Regions from separate parts of the Homo sapiens genome. Here all the other regions are linked to region 1. The links are chromatin loops, found by intact Hi-C in ENCODE. Cell type or tissue: PC-9. All regions are shown on one strand.

What was found. Peaks named below come from ENCODE experiments on the same cell type or tissue, not always from the same donor. Only the 100,000 strongest peaks of a DNase experiment are listed, where the experiment ranks them.
Region 2: a loop joins it to region 1, with 11 times the contacts of the local background. A loop is called at or near these places in 69 of 110 quality-filtered maps.
Region 3: it touches region 1 in a loop (11-fold over the local background); 59 of 110 quality-filtered maps call a loop at or near these places.

What each region holds. Positions count from the first base shown.
Region 1 is chr9:114,676,996-114,684,995 of GRCh38, reverse strand. TEX48 (testis expressed 48) reads left to right here and starts at 2,804. Exons shown (of 5, transcript NM_001199233.2): 1 at 2,804-2,961. In PC-9, CTCF peaks have their summits at 2,904 and 3,112; DNase peaks (open chromatin) are centred at 2,775 and 7,425; H3K4me3 peaks cover 442 bases; H3K27ac peaks cover 1,108 bases.
Region 2 is chr9:115,009,352-115,017,351 of GRCh38, reverse strand. No RefSeq gene overlaps it. Among named protein-coding and RNA genes, the nearest start is that of TNFSF8, 83 kb to the right of the region's middle. RefSeq lists an enhancer at 3,072-3,261. In PC-9, CTCF peaks have their summits at 2,087 (motif pointing right), 2,960 and 3,159 (motif pointing right); a DNase peak (open chromatin) is centred at 3,191; H3K27me3 peaks cover 2,266 bases.
Region 3 is chr9:114,908,037-114,916,036 of GRCh38, reverse strand. All of the region lies in intron 2 of TNFSF8 (TNF superfamily member 8), which reads left to right. Among named protein-coding and RNA genes, the nearest start is that of TNFSF8, 19 kb to the left of the region's middle. RefSeq lists an enhancer at 7,447-8,000. In PC-9, CTCF peaks have their summits at 1,427, 1,630, 4,431 and 4,637 (motif pointing right); DNase peaks (open chromatin) are centred at 4,656, 6,954 and 7,736; H3K27ac peaks cover 564 bases; H3K27me3 peaks cover 1,679 bases.

The sequences.
Region 1 (8,000 bases):
ACCAACTCTATTATTATTTCTATTTTAAAGTTAAGGAAACTGAGAATTAGAGGGGTTAATGGCTATGGCCCAGGTCATGCATTAAGTTAGGAAGGCAAGCGTCCCACCCAGGTACTCGGACCCCAGAACTTACCCACTGTGAAATCACCAGAGTAAAAATCCACCCATTTGTCTTAGCCCAGTGCATCAGGTCAAGATTTCATTATTCCCTACCTGAACCAGAAATTAATACAGAAGCCTGTTGGCCCATCTCCCCTCCCAGACCCAAAGAGAAGAAAGTAATCACACCATACATGCTTGAATGGTAAACCACCCCAAACAGAAGGCAGTTTCTTTATGCAAAGATTTTAAGTATTTTCTCCAATTTGAATATATACACATTTAGTGCTATGGGTGAAATAATCAAGCATCAACTTATAAGTAGTCAGTACCTGATATGTGTTTGCCAGAGCATATTATATAAAATACATTAATTTGGAAATACCTGTGTTGCTATCCATATTAGTCTGTTTTTACACTGCTATAAAGAAATACCCACGACCAGGTAATTTATAAAGAAAAGAGGTTTAATTGACTCACAGTTCTGCATGACTTGGGAGGCCTCAGGAAACTTACAATCATGGCAGAAGGGGAAGCAGTCGCATCTTACATGGCAGCAGGTGAAAGAGAAGAGAGCGGGAGCAACTGCCACGTATAAAACCATCAGATCTCGTGAGAACTCACTCACTATCAGGAGAACAGAATGGGGGAAACCACCCCCATGAGTCAATGACCTCCCACAAGGTCCCTCCCCCGACGTGAGGATTACAATTTTGATTACAAATCCAGAGGAGATTTGGGTAGGGACACAGCCAAACTATATCACTATCCTCAATCTTTCATTTTCTGAAACAATTTCATTCAAATGCTTCATACACATCTTTAACCTCATCTAGCACAGGTTTTCAGAATATATTATCTTCATTTCTAAGTTATTTTTTAAATAATGCTTTTGAATCTGTATATAAATAATGCTGTTCCTGAAAAGCTCATCCCAAGCTAAAAAGGATCCATTTGTATCACATCAATGAAATTTATGATTAAAAAAAAACCTCTATAAATCAGTAGTTCTTAATGCTGGCTGCGAATTAAAATCAACTGGGGAGCTGTAAAATCTATCGACACCTGGGCCCTTGCCCCCAAAATAGTGATTTTACTGACTGGGAGCAGGTGCTAGGAGTGGCATTTTCTAAAGCTCCTCCCATGATTCTAATATACAGCCTGATCTGAGAACCACCGCTTACCTGTATATAATGACCTGCACAATGGAATTCAGCAGTTCTTGATTATACTCAAGAATCACCTGGAAATTTTTGTAAACATACTGCTACCCAGTTTCCACACCCTACCAAAATTATAATTTATCTGGGGTTAGGCCCCAGGTATTCTTTGTTTTAAAAACACTTCAAGTGAATCTCACTTGCAGCCAAAATGGAGAACCTTCAATTACCATTTAAGAGTGTGGCTTTAATCATTCTGAGCAAACTATCGCAGGGACAGAAAACCAAACACCGCATGTTCTCACTCATAGGTGAGAATTGAACAATGAGAACACTTGGACACAGGGCGGGCAACATCGGACACAGGGCGGGGAACATCACACACCGGGGCCTGTCGTGGGGTGGGGGGAAGAGGGGAGGGATAGCATTAGGAGATATAACAAATGTAAATGATGAGTTAATGGGTGCAGCACACCTACATGGCACATATATACGTATGTAACAAACCCGCACATTGTGCACATGTACCCTAGAACTTAAAGTATAATTTAAAAAAAAAAAGAATGTGGCTTTACCTGTGAGCTTTCAAAGGCTGTTTAACTCACCATCAAATATTTATTAAAGGAATTCAGCACAGCTGTGGAGTCACATCACCCGCCCCAACCACATGAATGACCCCACAGCTGTGCTGAATTCCTTTGCTTTCTTCTGTTTCTATTGTATCCAGTGACCTCTCTGTGCATCAAATGATAGCACTGATTGAGAACATGTTAATCCAATGTGGCTTCCCCATATATGAATAGTACTTGGTTGTCCTAAATAAAGGAATGGAAAGAGTGCCCCATAAGCTGAGAGATTTTGTCAGGACTCCAATACAAAGTGATTCCTTCTTTTCTGAAAAATAAATAGGGAAGAAAATGTCACTTCATTTTTGCATATGTTATTAATAACTACCCTTTCTTAAAGTGCTTACTACATCTAGATACCATGTTAAATGTTTACCTGATTTCATTTAATACTTAAAAATGCAAACAGGACATATAATTATTATTATTCCTGGCCAGGCGAAGGCCACACCTATAATCCCAGCACTTTGGGAGGTCAAGGTGGTGGGGTGGGGGGGGGGGGGTCACTTGAAGTCAGGAGTTCGAGACCAGCATGGCCAACATGGTGAAACCCTGTCTCTACTAAAAATACAAAAATTAGCCGGACGTGATGGTGCATGCCTGTAGCCCCAGCTATTTGGGAGGCTGAGGCATGAGAATCGCTTGAACCTGGGAAGCGGAGGCTGCAGTGAGCCAAGATTGCACCACTGTGCTCCAGCCTGGGTGACAGAGTGAGATTCTGTCTCAAAAAAGAAAAAAAAATTATTATTATTCCCATATTGCAGAGGGAGAACCTGAGCGTGAAGTCACTTTGCCTAAGGTTACTACCCAGTGGGCGGACAGAGACAGAATGGCACCCAGATCTACAGCATCCAGTGTTGTACTGCCCCCTTCTGGCCATCCTCTAGGTGCTTCCTGAGGCCCCAGGACTTGTGCCCCAGTATACAGTCTGGTGGCCAGCATGGCATCGTGCTCAGCAGAACTTCTCCCTCCTCCTCGCTGTTGTGGTCCAGTCCAAACATCCCAGCCCCAACATTCCCTGGTTCCCCAGCTCTGTGACATCACAGACAGCCTTCTGTCTACTCTGCCAGCTGCAGGTGAGTGGGGCTCACAGTTTAAACCAAAGGGCGGGAGGTGATAATTTTTCTGTACTAAAAGGCACAATGTCCCCACCACTCCTGGACACCTATTCATTTTGCTCCAAGAAGCAATCCCCATCCTTCATTTGCTCTAACCTCACTGTTTCTCTCTCTCTCTGGGTCCCAGTCTCCACCTGTGCTGAATGACCTCCCCCACCCCCGCCCGCAGCGCCAGAAGCCTTCCTGTTTGACCTCATTCATCTTTCTTCTGATCAAAGTGCAATGGGGTCACTAGAGACCTGAAGTTCATACCCACTGGGGACAACCCAAGGGCCCTCTTCTTTGGTTTCTGCTTCCCTCTAGAGGGGGTCACTGGTAGTGCAAGAAGTGCCACACATCCCCTAGGCATCTCCCTACATATTCATCAGCATCAGAACCTTCATCTGTATTTATTAAGCCTTTACGACACACCAGAAAGCTGTGCTAAGCACTTTCCATCATTATTTAATCCTCAGAACTACCTTCTATTGTAGATACTATTATTCTCATCCCCATTTTACAGGTCAGAAAACAGAGATTCAAAGAGGTCATAAATTCTAAATTTCCTAGCTAACAGTAGATCTCCAAGAATTATACCCCCAGAGAATGTGCTTGTAACTGATACACTGCTCTCCCTAAGAGCCTTTTCATTTCTTGAAGAGGGTTCAAAAACTCAAAGCTCTCTGCTGTCAACACTTAGAGGAGAAAGTGGTTCTACTACCCTCTTTCTTGCAAAATTTTCTAGTAAAGATGTGGAGAGAGCATCAGCACGGGGTGTCAACAAACCTGCGCTTCAGATCGCTGCTGATAATACGGACGATCTCCACGGTTTATTTTTAATTGAAAAAAATCAAGGTGCAAAACGTGGTGTATAGTAAGCTATCATTTGCATTAAAAAGAGAGAAAAAGAGAATTTGAATAACTACATTTTCTTGTATATCCATAAGCTGCTTTGGTGGAAGATGCCTGCATTCACTACATGAAACAAAAACTGAATTTATTTCTGGTTAAACAAGGGAGAACTGTGCTTGTATGGCAAAGTCTCTGAACAAAGCTCATGGCTGATGCATAAGGGGCTTTGGGAGGTGTTGAGTTCGTGGACTGGTGGTGTTTCAGAGGCAGCAGTGTTTAGGAATGGTAGACCTTTAGCTATGAAATGTACCTACTGGCATGTGTCTGTTAGAATGGTTACCAAGGGAGTTTCATTAATAGATTAAATGAGTGTCACACAGGTTCTGGGGATTCGTTGTTACCGTGGTTACAGGGCAATCCATCGTCACCTAGGAATGTGGGAGCTTCTCTTTTTAATTCTCATTATCTGCCTTCTGGTCTCCCTCAACTAAAGGTGCAGGAAAGACCCTCCAAGATTGTCCAGATCTTCACCACTGTCATTGGCTTTTCTTGAAAACACAGTTCCATTTTTCCATGTACAGAGATCTGGTTTTCATTTTGAGTATCAGTCTGCCTCATTTCTTCTCATTTTTTCTTTGAATCATTTGTTTCACCATTTGTCAAACCAGAGGCTACATAAAAGCATTCAGCTCTCTGGACAACAGAACCTGAATGATGCAAGACAATGATAATTAAGGCCAGGCACAGTGGCTCACGCCTGTAATCCCAGCACGTTGGGAGGCCAAGGCTGGCAGATCACCTGAGGTCAGGAGTTCGAGACCAGCCTGACCCAACATGGGGAAACCCCATCTCTACTAAAAACTAAAATTAGCCATGCGTGGTGGTGCATGCCTGTAATCCCAGCTACTCGGGAGGCTGAGGCAGGAGAATCGCTTGAACCCAGGAGGCGGAGGTTGCAGTGACCCGAGATCGCACCATTGCACTCCAACCCTGGCAACAAGAGCAAAACTCCATCTCAAAAAAAAAAAAAAAAAAAAAAAGGGACAATGACAATTAAAAGTATTTTCAAAAAGATCTGAAAGCCTCTCTGGAGTCATGCCCCATGATTTCCCTGGCATGACCATCTACCTTAGATAGCCAGGCTGCTTTTTCTTTGGGCTTAGCTATAGATTAACCTCACCTGTGATATTAATCCAGGCACAACGGGAGTGTTAGCAATGGTGCAGACTCCCCTAATTAGCTAAAATAAAACCCGAAGGTTTCTGTGATCCATAATTACTCAAACTAAGGATTTTAAATTGGTCAGGTGTACCCTAGGGTGTGGGCTACATGATTTGCTGTGTCAGTCAAGGTGAGGGGAAAAAAGGCACTTTAAATTGTTCAACTCAGAATCCTCAGAAGTCTGTTTCATCTACTAGTAGTTAAACCCCCAAGAAGGGTTTCATCCCTTCAGACTCTGTGTAAGAAGACATAGTCCACCGTGGGTGCTGGAGAATCATGCACTGGAATGGTCTAAGTATTCATCATGCAGAACAATTAGTCTTAATTATAGTTGGAATAGAAGAGTCTGATCTCCACATAAGAAACAAACCATATCAACAAGCAAGCAGTATAGCTGTTCATTTATATTTATAGACAATGCCCTTTGGGAGTTTAGAGGCAAAATAGGAAAATGTTAAGTGCAAAGTTCTCCTCAGAAAGACTCAGTAGACAGATATGGACAGCTGTCCTTCTGACATGGAACATTAGTTCTTCTAATGGCCTTTCTGCATACAGTAAGTGCAAGTGTTCTCCACAGACTCCAAATTCTTAAAGAACAGAGGAGATTTGGGTCCTGTCTTTATTTCAGGGGCCAGTTGTTTTATCTAGTAGGTCAAAAGATTATCTCGATTTCTAGTTAACATTTTAGGACTCTTGGAAAATGATCAAGATATCTACACTAATGGAATTTCCCATTCCAATTGATTTTTTCTAAATCCTCTATTTTAGATATGAGCTTTTGCATAAAGAAAGGGCTCCTTTTACTTACACTTTTTGTTTGCCCCAGAATGTCCTTTGAAAGTGTCCTGAAGTCTATTAAGTCACCTATTGATTCATCATTTTGTTTGTTATTCTTGAATCTTTGCCCTATCCACCCTTAAGAGAAAATCTTTTAAAATAGTTTCATGTGGCATACTTCCTATTTTTCTTACCCTCTCAAGTCCATGCTTAAAAATATTATGCATAGATAGGTTATTTGAATCTTCTGACCTTTTTCATCCTGCTACTCTTAAACATTTTCCCCATTGTTGAAGGTCAACAATTTTTTTTTTTTTTTTTTTTTGAGTCAGGATCTCCTGTTGCCTGGGCTGGAGTGCAGTGGCATGATTATAGCTCACTGAAGTCTTGATTTCTCAAATTCAAGCAATACTCTCTCCTCAGCCTCTGAGTAACTGGAAGTGCAAGTGCACACCACCATGCCCAGCTAAATTTTAATTTTTAGTAGAGATGAGGTATGTTGTCCAGGCTGGTCTCAAACTCCAAAACTCAAGCAATCTTCCTGTCTCAGCCTCCCAAAGTGCTGGGATTACAGGTGTGAGCCACTGTGCCTGGCCTAAAGGTCAACAACGAAATGAACTAATTGGTACAAATATGATAGTCCAAGACAATAAGTAACGAACAGAATCCTGAATTACACAGGATATACAAAACAAACTTTCTTTTGTTCTGAAATTTGGGAAGATTCTATTTTTACCCAACTCAACTCTTACTCAGAGTTTAAATTCGGCCTCTCTTGATCTACCTTCAGTGCAGAAGTTTTAGGTGGGTGTTGTGCAATGTGATTGTTCTTCTCTAGAAAAATGCTCCCTGAAAAAGTTTATTTGGGCAGCCAGGGGAAGGAGTAAGAGGAGTATACGTGGGTAGTAAAGATCAAGTTGGGTGGAGAGAGAAAGACAGAAGCAAAGAAAACAGGTGTCAGAAGGTTTGAGTAAGAGTAAGGTCTTTTTTATCTTTTTCTTCCTGAGGCCATAGCATTCCAGACAAAGAAGCCTTCTATTTATGTTTGGCATTTTTGTCTTCTCTCTTCTCTAGAGCTCCTCTTAAATCTGATTTTTGACATCAAAACTTTGTCATCATGGCTACAGTAATCCTAAGTCATCTAGTGAACTTTTGCCATTTATTAAGACAAATACATGAGAGTACCTATAGTGAGAGTATATATACGGAGTTTTTCCAGGAAGAGGCAACAACCTTAATGCAGATGAGACCACGACAAGCAGGAAAGAGCACGCTACAATTGATAAACAGTTTCTACTTGTGCAGTGTCTTGAATTTCTTGACCAAGCAGAGCCTAAAAGAGGCCACATGATCAAAAACCTGAAAATTACTGACTCCCGAATATAAGCTAAAAAAAAAAAGTGACCTTCTTTTATGATTTACCAAGACAGAACACATGCTGACAAAGGTTTAGAGGGACCCAAGTCCAGGTTTTAGCAATTTCTTCTAGACAAATCAATTACCACTCCAGTAAAACTCCAGACACTCAGGGCTGACTCATGGTGGGGGCTTGTCAGAGCTATGCTTCCATTCCTTTCTTATGAAGTGCATCCTTCTACATTCAACATACACAAGGCAGTCTGGAACAAAGCCAAACCCCGTGAGGCAAGCATTTTTATAAGTGGATGAAGACAACTGAAACTAAAGCAAGTAGCAGAATACGAAGCAGATTAATGGCAAGGATATTTGCTAAATGGTGTATCTCCAAAACAAAAGATCTAACTGCCTGTATAAATTTCTATTTCTTTATAAATTATAGGAAAATGAAATAAATCCACTAAAGAGAACTCAATGAAATACATCAGAGCTAAAATCATGTTAAAAAAAAAAAATCCCATGACACTGACACTAGGTCTAGGGAAAAACAAAAAAACAAACAAACAAACAAAAACACCTCACCTGGCAGCAGATCCAAAAGACTATTGGAGATTGGAGCTAAATGGACCTAGTGAGTGCCCCCACTTTGACCAAAAAATCCACACAATGGTGACATCTGTATGTGTCTAGCCCGCATCGTATCTAACCACAAGGAACAGCTTATGTGCAGAAAGTTAAAAATCAGTTAGTGGAAGGGAGGAAGGAGATCTGTTTGGCATAGTTTTTTTCCAACAGTCAGAGAAGGTTCATGT
Region 2 (8,000 bases), 330 kb before region 1:
TGACACTTTAAATATCCAAAGTATCCTAAGCATCATAGTCACCTGTGAGACAAATCGAACTATTCCATGTCATGTAGAAAACTAGGCCTCAGAGGGGTCAGGTGGCTTCTCGCAGCCATGCCACTGGGGTCAGACCAAGATTCACAGCCAGGCTGCCTGATTCCAAAATCCAAGTTCTTTTCAGTGAAGATATCTTATTCCTTTCAACAAGCCACACTAACTGGAAAACAGAACTTCATTCTTTTCACAAATGCTTGTGGAGCACCTCCCGTGTGGATTTGTCAGTGAAAAAAAGAGGAAAATATCCCTGTGGTCATAGCGTTTATATTCTAACAAAACACAATGAATGATGAATGTAATAAATGATCAAATTAAATGGTATATTCAAGGGTAATAAGGACAAAGGGGACTAGGGTAAGGGGATAGGGTCACAGTATTCAAAGTAGGGTGGTCACACAGGGTGGGCCTGTGAGAAACCCTCAGGAGGCACAGAAGATGAGCTCAATGAATATTTGTTGCATTGAATTCGTGCTCATCTCTTTCCTTCTGAAGATGGGGAAGCAGCAGTCCAGAGGAGGCTGGGGATCATCCCAGGCACCACAGCAACCAGGCAGGAGATTCTGATGAAAATCCAGGCTGCATACTCCTCTGCAGTGTGGCATGACTGTCTGTTCTCCAGAAGGAGAGACACACCTTGCAGGTTCTTCCTCACTGAGCCTCCTATGACCTGTATGCTCTCAAAACAGCTGGCTACACAGCCCAGTCCTTCCCCATTCTCAGCTTGCCCCACCCAAGCTGGTCTTCCCACCATGCCTTGCCTAAGCCCGGAAAATCCGAGAGCTCCTTGTGGGCTGTCCTCGTCGGTCTCCTTCTAAGATTCTCACTTCTCTTTTCATTTAAAAATCAGTGTTGAGCACCTCCCCGCTTATGCTCAGCACTATGTGAGTGAAACAACCACATTCCCTGCCTCCATGCAGCCTCTGTGCCCCAGAGAGGTCAGTGACAAACACATGATCAGACAAGCAAATGTGTGATTACAAACTGAGGGCTGTGCTTTGGAAGCAAATATAAAAAGCTATGAAGACGTCTAAAGGGGATCTGAGGGGGAAGGCTCTCTGAGGAACAGACATTTGAACCCAGATCCAAAGAGCAAGTAGGAGTTAACCAGGTGAAGGAAGCAGGAGAGGCAGAAGGCAAAAGGCAGGTATCTCTATAGTCCTATGGCTGTCACGCTGTGCACAGAGAAAGCCAGAGGCATAGGTGCAAAAGATGCATTGTGGAAGATGAGGTTTCAGGAGTCAGTAGGAACCCAGCCACGCAGATCTTCCTGGTCCAGAATAAAAATTTTGCTTTTTTTCTTCAGTTCAATGGAAAGCAACTGAGAAGTTTTCAGCAGGAGAGCATTGTGATCACATCTGTTTTTTTAAGCCATCTTTTTTGTTGCATTTGGATTTTGGCTGGGAGGTGCAAAGTGGGAAGAGACCTTTGAGGAGGCTACTGTAGGAATCCAGGTGAAAGGTGATAGAGCCTGGCTAAGTGTGGTGTCGTGGAGACAGAGCTATGGTTCTAAGAGATATTTAGAAAGTAAAATTCATGGGGCTTAGGGTCCCAGAGAGCTCTCTATGTCCCCACCCTTGTTCCTGAGCAGCCCTCAACTCCTATAGTGGATTTTTCCTGGATGTGGGCATCAGTTTTAATTAAGGCAGGCTAGTTAGGGATATGGGAGACTGGATTCAGGGGCCCATTAACTCCTGGAGCACTAGGTTAGGGTGGGGAAGGAATCAGGAAGCCTCCCTCAAGGTGACTGCAGCTAGAAATGAAGACCAGTGGTAAGGCCAAGGGGAGGCTTGTGGATGGACACAAGGGATGACAGTGTGGGGAGCAGAGGTGAGGATGGAGGTAGACCCTTGCCTTGAAGGCTTGGCGTCCTGGAGCCCAGCTGAGAGTTGCCAAGGGTTTTCAGCCCCAGATGGCATCATCAACATTGCTCTTTAGAAAGCCTGCTTCCTCACTAGAGATGCATGTGCCCCTGGCCACCTGTGCCCCCCAGCCTCAATGGGGTACCAGGGGTGCCCTGCATGTGCCTGCTGCCCAGGTTTGGGCTGGCAGGACATATAAGCAACCAGCAGAGGGCTCACTCCCCTCATCCTCCTCCCTCCCTAGGGAACTCCCAGAGGAATTACAATCTCTGTAAAGGAAGTAGAAAAAGGCTTTCTTGAGAATTGTTTCAATCCCACCAGGATGTAACATGGATTTCAACATTTTACAGGAAAATAAAACCACACACATGCAGTCAAAATAAGCAGCTCCGACTGGGCGCAGTACCTCACGCCTGTAATCCCAGCACTTTGGGAGGCTGGGGTGGGCGGATCATTTGAGGTCAGGAGTTCGAGACCAGTCTGGCCAACATGGTGAAACCCCATCTCTACTAAAAATACAAAAATTAGCTGGGCATGGTGGCGCATGCCTGTAATCCCAGCTACTCAGGAGGGTGAGGCAGGAGAATCGCTTGAACCCAAGAGGCAGAGGTTGCAGTGAGCCGAGATAGCACCACTGCACTCCAACCTGGGCAACAGAACGAGACTCTGTCAAGAAAAAAAAAAAAAAAAACAGCTCCCACATTTGCCTAGCACATTTGCCCAGCACATTTGCAATTACAGGTTAAGAAATTGTTTCTCAGAGTAGTGAAATGACTTCCCCCAAGTTCACTCAGCCTCCAAGTGTCAAAGCTGGGTTCTCTGACTCCTTGAGTCACAATGCCTTAAGGAACATCCTTCTGCACAATTATTCTTTCATTCACTCTTCCAATTAGGACACTTGGAGCACCTGCCATTTACTGGTTCCCTCATAACACTTTACAGTTTGCAAAGCCAACGTGTTTATAACAATTTCTTTACAGTCACCATCTTTTTAGTGAGAGCTGAGCTCAAATCCCATGTTTTCCAATTACTGGATCATCTTGGTCTAATTGCTTAATTCTTCTGAGCATCCATCAAAATGATCATGAAGTGTACCTACCCTGATGAGAATCTGTGATAGTTTAAAAGAGAAAACCGACAGCATCTTGCCTGGAGAAAATGCTGTCAACACAGGTTTGTCTCACTAAAAATTGAAAGGCAAACTAAACATTTGGGTAAAAATCCTCAAGTCAACCAGCAGATGGCAGCCTCCACCTGGCTTCGGGAGGGCACTAACCAGGCACTCCTGGTAGATGTGTTGAAGTGGATGGGGCTGATGTCTACCGGACTTCTTAGGCTCATAGACATCTTTAGGTAAACAACTTTGCCTTCATGCTAATCCTTCTCTCAATAAGAGGCTAGAACCCTTCCCAGAAGTGGGAAGGAACTTGGCAGGCCTCCTTTTATGTTCTTGACTCCCCATCTGCTACACAAAAACGAGCACCCTCACCCTACCACCTCACTGATCACCTCTTGCAGGTGTACACTGGGGTGGGGGGACAGGAACATGAGACACAGGGAGTTTCTGGCCTTTGTCCAGTCTCCATTCAGGTTTGGCAAGGACCACCAACCGTTGTCTAACATGTTTAATGCCTCCATTGTATCCATGTCCCATCACTCATTCACCTGATTTGACAGCACCGTATTGTTGGTTGTGAAGGCCCAACATGCACATTTTTTGTTGTTCTGTGCTTGTCCCTTTGGCTTGTTTCTGGCCCCTTAGCAAGAAGGCTTTGATCCTCCTGCCCTGACACTTAACTCACTAGCACAGGGTGAGGCACATCTAAAAATGTGGACTTGTTCCTGTTGCTGTTGCTGTTGCTGTTGTTTTCCTTTACATCTCTGAAGCCTGGTTTAGGTGATGATCCCTGTGGATTATTCTAAGCAGCTTGGGCAATGTTGAGAATAAAGTCAAGGGCCTTGTGTCCCCAGCACTTGCCTCCTAGAGCCAGTCTATGACCCCAAAGAGCTGTAGAGCGGTCCTGTAGGAACACTGAGCTGTGGTCTACTACTCCACTGCTGAACCCCTCCAATGCCGGCCTTACGGCTCAGAGGAAAGTAGCCTGAGACATCACAGTAGCCTTCAAGGCCTATATTCCCTGACCTCAACCCCCCTCTCATGATACTCTAGACACGCTGCCTCCCTGCTGTTTCAAACCCAGCAAGCGCACTCCCACAGCAAACCCTTCTCCTGGAATGCTCTTTCCTCTAACACATGCATGGCTCACTCATTTCTTTCAGCCATCTCCAATGTTATCTTCTCAGCGAGACCATCCTCATCATCCTACATAAACACACACACATCACACCTATATGTGCAAGATCACACATGCACACACAAACAACCCTCCCCATTCCCAGTACTCATAGTGCATTTTCCACCTGACACAGTACTGGCTTACCTATGTATGTGCATGCTTTCTAGGAGTCAAGCTCCATGACAGCAGGCACTTTGTATGTTTCCCCCTGCCGTGGCCCTAGCACCCAGAACAGAGCCTGTTCTATTATTTCTCAATCATTACGTGTTGACTGAATATATGACCTAAGAGGAGAATGCAGCCATCTGTAGCCTCACTTATTGTCTATTCAATTTGTTGAGTGCCAACTATATTCCCAGATCATCATTTTAAAGCTGACACAAACTCAGAAAGGAAGTGATTTTCCTGAAGCCACCAGGTAATCATTGTAGATTTGAATTCAGTTCTCACTCACCCCACACCATGACCTCAACAGATAGGAACCTAAGAATGTAATTTAAAGAAACAGCAAAGGAATTGTTCTACTAAGAACTAACAGAGGCAGCCTCTCCTAAGGAAGGACGAGTTAATGGGCAGAGATTGTTTGACAATTGAGAGATCCAGCAGGATATTTAGAGAAAAAAAAAAACCATAAATATCGGTCATTTCAAAAACAGAACCTGTTATATTTCCAACCAGAATAACTTCTCCAGAGACTTCATACGTGGTCTCTTGGAGAGCATTCTCTCAATTTAGGACAGAGGTCCTTACACTGAGAATCACCATTTCTCATGGATCAGTGGGAAAGGGGGCAAAATTAATTGACCTTTCAAGCCTTTGATTTACCATCTTTAACTAAAATAGATTACTCAGATGATGGGGGCAGAGAGCAAGGGGGAATTTCCCAGGTATGGTAGGAGCGTAGCTACACTGGATTCACTTGATTATGCTCTCAACAGCTTCTCCAATAAAGGCCTCTGTTTCCCAGTGTAAAATGAAGCTTTGCTTATCCCCAGAGGCATCGGCTTTTCATGTATTTTTCTGCCACCAGGGCTTTCTGAGTAGCCAGCAAAGAACAAGGCAGAGCAGATCTTCTGGGTGTGAAAGTGGTTTGGGAAAGAGACACAGTAGACCCAGCTCAGCAGGAGCTGAGGATCACTCTCCACCTGGACACCCTTCAGGTGAGCATCAGAGTCAGATTTGAAAATGTGTCTCCACCAAAAAGCCACATTCAAAGGTATCAAAGAGCCTTCAGCTCAGTGCTCATCTTTCTTTTGCAAGTCTCGGTTAGCTCCAGAGCAGGCTGCGGTGTTCAGCACTCCATCTCCAATGCTGCATCCCCAATGCATAGCACTTGAACATAGTAGTTGCACAATTAAGATCTCTATATTAAGAAATAAATTTATAATAGCTGCCTGGAGGTTATTGGAAAGGATTCAGAGGTCACGACCAGGCTACCAGGAAAGAAGTTTCCATTCAATTAATAGATGTGTCTTACTAATATATTTATCATCCTTAGAATGAAGCATATTTAGACCACCAGGATAGTGAGACAACCAGAAACTCCACCTCTTTAGAAAAAAAATGGAATAATAAGCAGGGACATAGTCTCTGTCTTAAAATCTCTGCACATCTGTCATGGAGAGGAGAGAACAGACATACTCTATTGTGTGACAGAGAAGAACTAGAATCTGATGATGAAATCTGTAAGGGAACAAACTGCACTCCAATAAGAAAAGAACTTTGAATAACCAAAGCCATCCAAAGAACAAACAAGCTGTTATAGAAGTGATACTGGAAGATATTGGAAGAACTCTAGGTCTTGGGGGTGGTTCAGACATTCAATAAAGTGGTATTGTAATATTCCCTCCAGCCCTAAAGTGTGCTTACCTCTTGTCGAGTTAGTTGTTGCATGAAAGCTGTCAAAAAACGTTTCTATTCCAGGTTTTCAGTCTCCAGCCTGAGTTTCAAATGCCACAAAAGGAAGGACAATCATGAAAGAGTCAAGACATCACAAAACACAGATGTTATTCTTAAGAAGATGACTCCTGGGGGAGACAGAAAGGAGAATAAACACAGAAGTGCTGACTGTTCCCCTGCACAGGCAGAGTCCTTCCCTCAGGGAACATGCTGGTAAGGATCCATAATTGCAAGTTGACAAAACCCTAAGCCTTCTAAAAATTCCAGGTTTAATTAGTTTCTCCAAAGCAAGCTCCTTACTGGAAAAGAAATCTGCAGCCTCGGCCATGTTACATTGCAGGAGAATATCACTGCCTCCTGGATCAGGATAATTTCTGCAAGAGATTGCTCCAGGCAAAACTTCACTTTTAGGTGAGACTGTCTAAACTTTACTTAGAAAGTTACAAGAGTCTTGCTCAAAGACTTCATCCCTGTAAAGGAGACCTTTAGTGTAAAAAGAGATATGATGTTTTAATAGCATTCAGCCTCCAGCCTCAGTCACCACTGAATCCTTTTCTTTTTTCCCACATAATTCCCAAGGGCATTCAATTGACATTTAAATAGCTGGATGTATATCATGTAACACATGTCTTCAAAACCAAGGCTTGAGATTGGGTTATACCTAAGACTTCTGGGCATGGAGTCAGGAAATTGCCTCTTTGACCAGATTGAGGGTGTGTTGGAGGCAGGAATCATTCCTTAGCATTTTTTGTATCAGCAGTACATGGCAAAGATGATAGCAATATGCAAAATCAATGAATGAATCAATTGATGGATGGTTTGAAGTCCTGGTTTTGCTATGAAAGTAGCCATGTGACTTTGCTCACATTACACAATGTCTCTGAGATACAAATTTTGTCATATGTAAATCAGAAATAATAATAACTATTTCATATGATTGCAACAAATGCAGTGGTGTATATAAAGTGTCCCAGTCTGTGTCTGGCATATAATTGGTGCCCAGTAAATTGTATCTCCCTTGACTCTCTACAGACATCCTTCACACAAAGTAAATGATCAATAACCATTTGACTGGCTGCTTAACAAGTGGAACTAATACAAATGCTCTCAGTTAATTTAGGAGGAAGAGCAGACAGATAGATCAAGTGCTTTATGGAGGAGTTTGAGGACAGAGGGAAGGAAGCAAATGTAAGACTTAAGTACATCCCTGCTAAGTATGAGATAGCACTCTGCAGCCAACACTTGTATTTGTCTTTCATTTATACCATGATTTCTACTTTGGTTATTTGCATTCCATAAGGCAAAGTCCTTGATCTTCCAGAGGTTCACATCTTTAACAGCTCTTCATAGTAAAGCTAAACAAGGAGATACAATAAAATGTATTCAAAGTCATTTATACTTAAGGGAACCACGTGGTAGATTCCTACGGCATCTGCCCCACCAAGCCCCCAAAGAATTTATTTCTGAAAATGAATGTATTTGATGCTGTAATCAGGAAATGAAATATGTGTCAACCAGCTTCTTTAGCTGCAGGGTAAGTAAGGACGAACTCATTGGCCACTTATTCCAATCATCACATTTATGTCTATGGCATAATTTGTTCTAGTTTCTTCCACTGGTCTCTGTTCTCTTTTTCTTCCCAATGATTGAACACTGCTTTCTCTTTAATCCATAAACCATTGCAAGTCCTTCTGCAAAAACGTACTATAGAAGAATATTAAAAACATGAAATTGCTTACAGATTACCACTTTTAAAAAGATATGTGACTTCTTTTCCTCAGATTCACCATCTTTAAATGCATGCTGATGCTAAAAATAATAACATCAAACACTTATCACAGTTTCTGGCATATGCCAGCACTTTTATAAGTGTTTCTCATGTAAA
Region 3 (8,000 bases), 230 kb before region 1:
GAAATTTCCTGGGTCTATAAAGTCCAAACTTTTCACAACCATGGACGAAATCACTTATCACATTTCTTCTTATCTGGACCATGAATGGGAATATCAGAACACAAAGTAATCAAAACCAACCTCAGTTTACAATTCAATGTTTCCACAACCAGATTTTTTTAAATGCTAATAATATTCGGTTGGTGTAAAAGACATTGCAGCTTTTGCCGTTATGTTCAATGGCAAAAACCATGATTACTTTTGCACCAACTCAATAATCCCCATGGGACTGTGAAACTTTTGTTAAAGACCTTCCCATACCTCCTTTGGGTTCATTCTCACCTCAACCCTGTGAGCAAGCCACAGCAACATGGGGAATAGTCTTCCCATTTTGCAGATGATGCGCTGAGGCCTAAAGAAGCCAGGTGATTTGCCCAAGGTCATACAAGGAGTTAATGGCCAAGTGAGAATCCGGGGCTCCTCCCTCTTCTCCCTGCATGACCGGCTTCCACCATGAGATGCCAGTGACCTGCTGGAGGCAGTACCTGACTTTCTCTTGCTTTTAATGCAAGTCAACATCCCCTTAATTCAGCAATCTGCAGAGACACTGTAGTAGGGTGAGGTAGAAAAAATATTCCTGGGCTCCAGAACTGACCACATCAACAAGTCTTTTCTCCTCTCTGAGCCTCATCTGTAATATAACAGCAATGTACTAAATGCCCTGGAGGAGTCTCTCCAGCTTTGACCCTTTATGAGACTATAATTCTTTTGTACAATATGTAAAAATAGAAGAAAAAAAACCTAACAAAAATCTCAAGGAAATCTGAAGTCACAGCTTCCTTCCCCAACGAACCCAGCTTAAACAGGCACAGAAGCAGTAAATTGTCCCTTTTGAAAAAAGCCATTGCAAGACATTCCAGGCAGAGGGGAACCATCTTTCAGGTACTCTTGGGAGGAAGCTTCAGGGGCAGCATGTGGTTTGTCACTAGAAAGGAAAAGGGCAGAAGCTAGACACCTTCTAGGGAGCCCTTTTTCACTGGCTGTTGAAAATCTTCCACCATCAGCAGAAAATCAGCAGTGGCTCAGAGCCTGGGATGTAGAGCTATGTGCACATGCTAAAGAAAAAACACAGGATACACTTCGCTACAGAGGAAACACCAAAAATCAAACCCTTTTGGGTAATGAAAGGATTTCTGAGTCCTATCACAAGCTTCCCATTCCTGGCCAGGATAGCCCCCAGCCAACTGACACCTCACAGGCAGTAAGCCAGGAAGAGCGCCTGGGAGGAGAACCTTTCCCCCACACCCTTCTCCTTTCTGGGTTTTAGTTTTCTCACCCAGAAGACAGAGTTAATAATGATTTTTGCATGAAGCCACCATGAGGATGAAATGGGACAGCAATTGGACCCTCATCTGATACCTGGTTGAACCTATGTCCTTTGGGCATAGGATCCACTCTGTTCTTTCATATCCAGATAAAATGTTCCCATCTCATTTCACAAATGTCACGGAACCAAGGAGAATGTTGTAAAGAGAGTGAAGCTCATCCTTCTCCTCATCACTCCTTGTTTCACTTTTCTGCTTCCACCAAATTTTGAATCTCATGTCTGCACATGGTTTCTGGCTTATTTGCCCAAATCAGAGAAGACAGCCACTTTTGCCTTGATTTCCAAGTTTGAATAGTAACCCACATTTATGAATAGCGACATCTACAGAAGGATTTGGGGTATGCAGAGAAGCTGGTAGGGCAGTGTAGCACATCCCAGTGCAGCCCAGCAGATGACACAGAATTGAATATTAGGTCCCTCTGTTCTTGCAAGACCTCAGCTATTCCAGCCACTGGGAATTTCTCAAGGGACAGCTATCCTCCCTGGGGTTCAGCCCTCTGACACCTGAACTGACTCACTCTCCTTCCTGTCTTAATGTCCTTCTCCCATTTCCCCTCCACTTTCCACTTCCCTCATAAACTCTGCAGAAATTCAAATTGTTCTGACTTTGATTTGCAGAATGATTCTGGTCCTTTGATCTCACCTCTGGGCCTTCTCAATATACCCTGGCCCTTTTTATAACAAATCACCCCACCAAATGATAGCTCTTACCTGCACTAGAAGAATTCTGTAGTCAGTGTTCTTTCTTGTACTCCCTCATTGCATCCGTATGAGGCCACGGCAGAGTGAGAATAATGAACGTTGACAGGCATCACTATGTGCCAAGAATTGGCTGAGTACTTAGTAATTCACTCATGCAGTTCTCACAGTAAGCCCCCAGGAATCATAATTAGCCCCATTTTATAGGTAAGGAAACTGGAGCACAGACAGGCTTGTTGCCTTGCCTAAAATTTCAGAGCTGGTTAGGAGGGGTGAGACCTCAAATCCAGCGTATCCACCTTGCAGCCCTTGTGCTTAGCTGGGATTGTATTGTAGACCATCTGGGAAAACTCAGTACCGCAAATCCTTCCAGTGCCCCTACCTGCTGGCCAAGTCTACATATCCCCTTCCAGGGCTCTATCAGCTCTATCACTTCTTCGGCACCTGCGGCCCCCAGCTCTTGGCTTTCATGTCTCAGAAGTGCACTCTCTGTTACCAAGCTCAGGGTCACAGAGGGCCACACGCATGGGTTTGAATGAGGTGAAGTGCTGAGGGGAAACATGGTCCATGGCGAGGGTTCTAGAGGCTGAATTTCAGCTCTGGCTTTGCAGCTGAAGGGTCATGTGCCTTGGGACAATTCCTTCCCCACTGCCTACCAGTTAAGACAGATTTGTCTTTCCTACAAATGTAATGTAGCCTCCAACACCCAAAGGTTCCTGGAGGCCCTAAGGAAGTTGGAACAGTGGATAGACCTCGTGTGGGTCCTGACAACTCCACCCTCGCCTGAATTCAGTCTGTAGCCAAAGTTGGGGTATGAAATGCAGAGGACTGGCCCAGGAATTTGGAATGCTGACATTCAAGTCTTGGGACTTGAAGCAATTCACTTTCCCTCTCAGGGTCTTGGGTTTCCTGTTTTCTAAAATATCAGAAGTGAGGGGAACAAGCCAGATGTCCTAACCCTGAGATGGATTTTGCTTTGATTATAGCGTTCTATGAATCAAACAAATATCTTAGGATTCTTTGACCACTTTAACATTCTAACATTTGCAATTTTATAAGGCGTGGCAGCTACCCTCCTTGCCCCTCCACTTGCTAAAAAGAAAATGGCATTAAAGAAGACGAAGTGAGGTTGGCTCTCTAATTTTACCAAATGAACCCACCCCAAAGAAACAATAAAAGCTGCACCTTGAAGGCAGTGACATTAATCCAAGACTAGGTTCTCACTAAGACCCAACTATCCCTCATGTCCCATGGTCACAATCAGATGACAGCCGCCCTAGCGGAACACCACACTGGAAGCAGTCAAGAGGCAACGTGCACTTTGGGAGGCTGAGGCGGGTGGATCACAAGGTCAAGAGATCGAGACCATTCTGGCCAACATGGTGAAACCCTGTCTTCAAAAAAAAATACAAAAATTAGCTGGGCATGGTGGCACACGCCTGTAGTCCCAGCTACTCAAGAGGCTGAGGCAGGAGAATCGCTTGAACCCCAGAGGCGGAGATTGCAGTGAGCCAAGATCGCACTACTGCACTCCAGCCTGGCAACAGAGTGAGGGAGGGTAAGGGAGAGAAAGCAGGCCCATTCCTTGAAATTGTTTTGTTATGTATTTCATTCAAACTATCTAGACACAACATGTGTTGGCTTAAGTTTCTACATTTCAAGCAGCACAAACCATGGACTAGGGCACAGGACTCAACCACTGTTTGGTATAGTTTGGGTGGTAGACACCAGGCTCATTTTTATGCATTATCTCATTTAATCCTCTCTACAACTCTCCATGACAGTTATTTTATTATTCTCACTTTTAAGAAGAAAACAGGACAATTCAAAGAGGCTGCATGATTTTTGCAAAGCCACACAGCTAGTAATGGCAGACGTGGAATTTGAACATAAGTCTGTCTAACTTTCTAAAATTGATTTGAACCCAAAACGAACTTTCTAAAATTGCTGCCATACTTTTGCATTTTGAACAGGTAGGGAGTGTTTTTTTATTAAGGTTATTAGAATGTTAGCAAAATTTACCCTATGTCTCCAGACTCACCTTTCCTTTTAAATTATAGACTTTAAAGATGCTTCTTACTTACCCACAGTAATGTCAATTCAACCTGTGTTTAGTATAAATGAATTCCAAGGAAATGCCCATAGTGTCAGACAGGTTTACTAACTGTTGCAGATACACTGCAACAAGTCAGGACTGAAAAGACCTTAACATCCCAAGGAAAGTAGGTGGGGCAGGGGGCGGGGGGAGGCAGGATTTAAATTATTTAAAGGAATTCCAACTTGACCTTAATTTATATTTACTGATCACTTCCTATGTGCTCAGTCAGCACTAAGTGTGTTCATATGGGCATTCTCCAAATCCTTTTGGAAATCAGGGTCACCTAGTGGTCCTTTGTTTAACAAATGGTCCATCCTGCAGTTTATCTCTCTATTACTAGTTGGCTTAGTGATATCAAGGAATTGGTCAAAAGCCTCAATTACTTTTGCACCAACCTAATAGTTGAAATGACCCTTGCTCAGGTTAAGGACTCACTTTGAATCCAAATTTTATCCAGAGGGGAGAGACTGTCCTCTAGATGTCACTGTTGGGACTCTCCTGGATATTGTCCCTGAAGCCTGGAATGAAGAAGCCAGGGCATGGCAGATGCAGAGTCATTAGGATAATCCCTTTCCTTCTTGGAAGGATTAAAACATTTTTCAACAAATGTAAAGAGGATTCAGCACACATTCCTGGAAGCATCAGATAGCCTTAAACACTTAGGTACTTAATTGAGAAGCTCCCGTCCATCAAATAATGTCATGAGCTTCATTTTAATGAGCATTTCATCTGCCAATTCACTCTGCTAAGTGGCATTGCTAAACTGTGCCACTATAACAACAAAGAAAAGAGGAGTAAGGCAGAAAGAATCTACTTTACTGAGTGTCTCCTCTAGCCACAGGCCACACTGATCACTTGACATCCACGGTCTCATTGCATCTTCATGACATCCATACATTTAGGTTGATTGTTTTAATTCTCACTTAATGGATGTGGCAGCTGAGGCTCAGTAAGGGGAAATGACAGATCCAGAGCTAAAAGCTATGACCAGAATTCAGGTGCTCTTTTTGCGATGCATCGTGTCTTCCTTGTTCTTATATCAAAGGTGCTGTACATCTGGAAGGTACCTGGCACTCAAACCACATACCATCTGGCCGGGATGGTTGGCTTGGTCTGTTTTGCCATGGTAGAGCCGCCTTGAGCATATTTGCATCTTTATGTGCCCATGACTTGTAACTTGGCAGTGTTCAGCACATGGGCCTGAAGTCATCTGCTGGCATTCTCCCACAAGATGGAACCCAGGAGCTCATTAGTGCTTGTTTTCCCAGCACCTCCAGCTGTCTTGTCAGTTTTCAGTTCCAGTGTCTGTAGTGGCTGCAAACCCACTTCTTCCTGCATTTAACCCTTCCTATTCCACAGGAATACTGAAAGTCAGAGAAGAGCCCTGGATTAGAAGTCAGAAGCCCTGTGTTCTGAACCCAGCTCCACCATTTACCTACTGTGGAGTCTTGGGCCAGACCCTAGTCTCTCTGGGTAGTCTCGCCACTCCTAAAACTAGGATCTCTGTTAGCATGGCATTTAGTGACCCTTTCTGTCTAATATTGTGAAATCTCAAGGTGAGAGCTAGTCTTAAGGTTTCCATAATCTTGACCTTCTAGAATATGCTCCTTTCACCACCTCGAGCAACCTCTCTTTCTATCTCTCTCCTCTGTGTGAAACTGGCCAGGAGGGTTTTGTTGGCACATCTTTCTCTTCAGCCTCTCAAACAAAACCACAGAAAGTCCCATGATCCTTCTAGAAGAGGCTAAAGCTTGGAAAGATGATTTACAAAGCTGATGCATCTGAAAGCTTTGGTCCTCAGGGAAGTTCAGGCAGTGCTAGGGTTGTCTGAAAGATAGACTGCCCTACAGAAAGAGTAAGGAGCCCTGGTCTCTGGTCCTGTCTCTCTCACTAACTCTCTGGATGACCTAGGATCAGCCTGCCATAGGGGCAACATTGAGGAGCACATGGGTTATGTGTTCACCAAGCCTGAACCAGGCCATCTCAGGGAACTTTCATTTCTCCAAACTATGCAAATCCTTACAGAACCAGACTATTCATAACTTAGATTGTCCTCAGAGCTAAAATATTCTGTTCTACTACTGCAGGTGTCTGAAAACCTGAATGTGTGAAGACACAGTCTCCTACCTTGGGTAATGCAACATGCCCATAAAGATAGACAGGTGCAGCTGGGACCGACTCCCCATCCCAAACCTTCCCACCCCCACCACCAGCAGGTCTGATAGGGGATGGCTGAGTCTATACAGCCTGCTGAAATAAGCTAGGTAGGCCCTTTAAGACAGATCATCAAATCCACACTGCTCTTCATCTATTATGTTGGTGCAGAAGTAATTGCAGTTTTTGTTATTGCTTTTAATGCCAAAACCACAATTACTTTTGCACAAACCTAATAGGGACACTAGAGCCCAGAGAGGAGAAATCCCAGGATTCTAACTCCCAGGTCATCAACTCAGCCGTGACTTGCAGACAGTTCTCACTTCCCCCACTCTGATGCTCTGTTCTTCAAACTAAACCTCTCCAGGCATCACTTTTTGCTCCCTCTGCTCCCAGCCTTCAGAATTCCAGGGACATTGCAGAATTTCAGCTGCATGTAATGCCACTATTTATAAGTCACGTTTTTCTGTCTTCCTAACCAAAAAAGAAAGTTATATCATAGACTCACAGGGTGATGAGAAGACTCAGGCCACACGGCTGATGACCCATGAAATGTTCATCTAGCTCTTGATAAGAGCCTCATGACCTCCAAAGCAGCCCACCTCTTTTTTGAGCAGCACTGACTGGTCAACTCTGTGAGCTGCCAGCACTGTGACTCACAGTGTGACATAGGTGTTTTTAGTGTACGTCTTTCCATTGCTGCATCTGAGAAATGGGGATTAGAGCAGTGTTAGCTCTTAGCTGAGGGCTTCATCTCCTTCCTCTTCCACTTGGAGGTTTAGTGCTTGGGCCCCACGGTGTGCCGACAGCCTCATCAAGCATTAAAGGACAGAGGCTGTGCCCTTCTCTGGGGTCTTCTCCAAGTTTAACAGCCCATTCCCTCAATAGCTCCTCTAGTGTCCTGCTTTTAGCCCCTTTCTGAACCAGCTCTGGCAACATCATTCCTAAAAGGGCTGCCTGTGTTTTTCCCTTTAGCTAGAAACCATCTAAATGATTTTTAAAGAAAAACTAAAATATACCATGCCATTTGACTTCAGGAAATGCAAATGTTTCAAAATAAGGTGTTTTTTTTTTCCATCCTCGGGTTTCTCAGAATTACAACTGAGGTCAACCCAAAGGGGAAAAAACAACAAAAGAACCAGAACGTGTGAGAGGCAAGCCTGGGCTTGCACTTCTCCAGCCACCTGTTTACAGAGGCTCACCTGCCATAAGGGGTAAGGAGAACAGTGTAAGAGGGCTTTCGGCCAATGAGCAGAGCCTGTTCTTGATGTTTTGTGCTGGCCTCAGCCCAAGGCATGAATCTTATCTTCCCATCTAATCTAGCCTGACCTGCAATGCCAGTGGGAGAATGAGGCCCTGTGTTATTCTAGCCCTCAGGCAAAAGGCAAGCCAAGCGTCCTGATTCACCTCACTGTTGTCCTAAGTACTTACTCTGTATCCACAGAGGGAAACAAGAAAGATGAACTAGGTGATTCAATTCAACAAATATTTACAGAGCATCTGCTAGACTGGGCAGTGGGGGTTTATAAACAGGAGTCTCTGCCCTGAGGGTTCACTGTCTGATAGAATGGGCAAATAGGCAAAGGAAGTATCCTGGAGGAGCTGACTGCTAGGCTGTGTTTCAAACAAGGAAAAACTTGCCTGGTGAAGGAGGCAGTCCAGGTAGAGAGCCCAGCAAGTGCC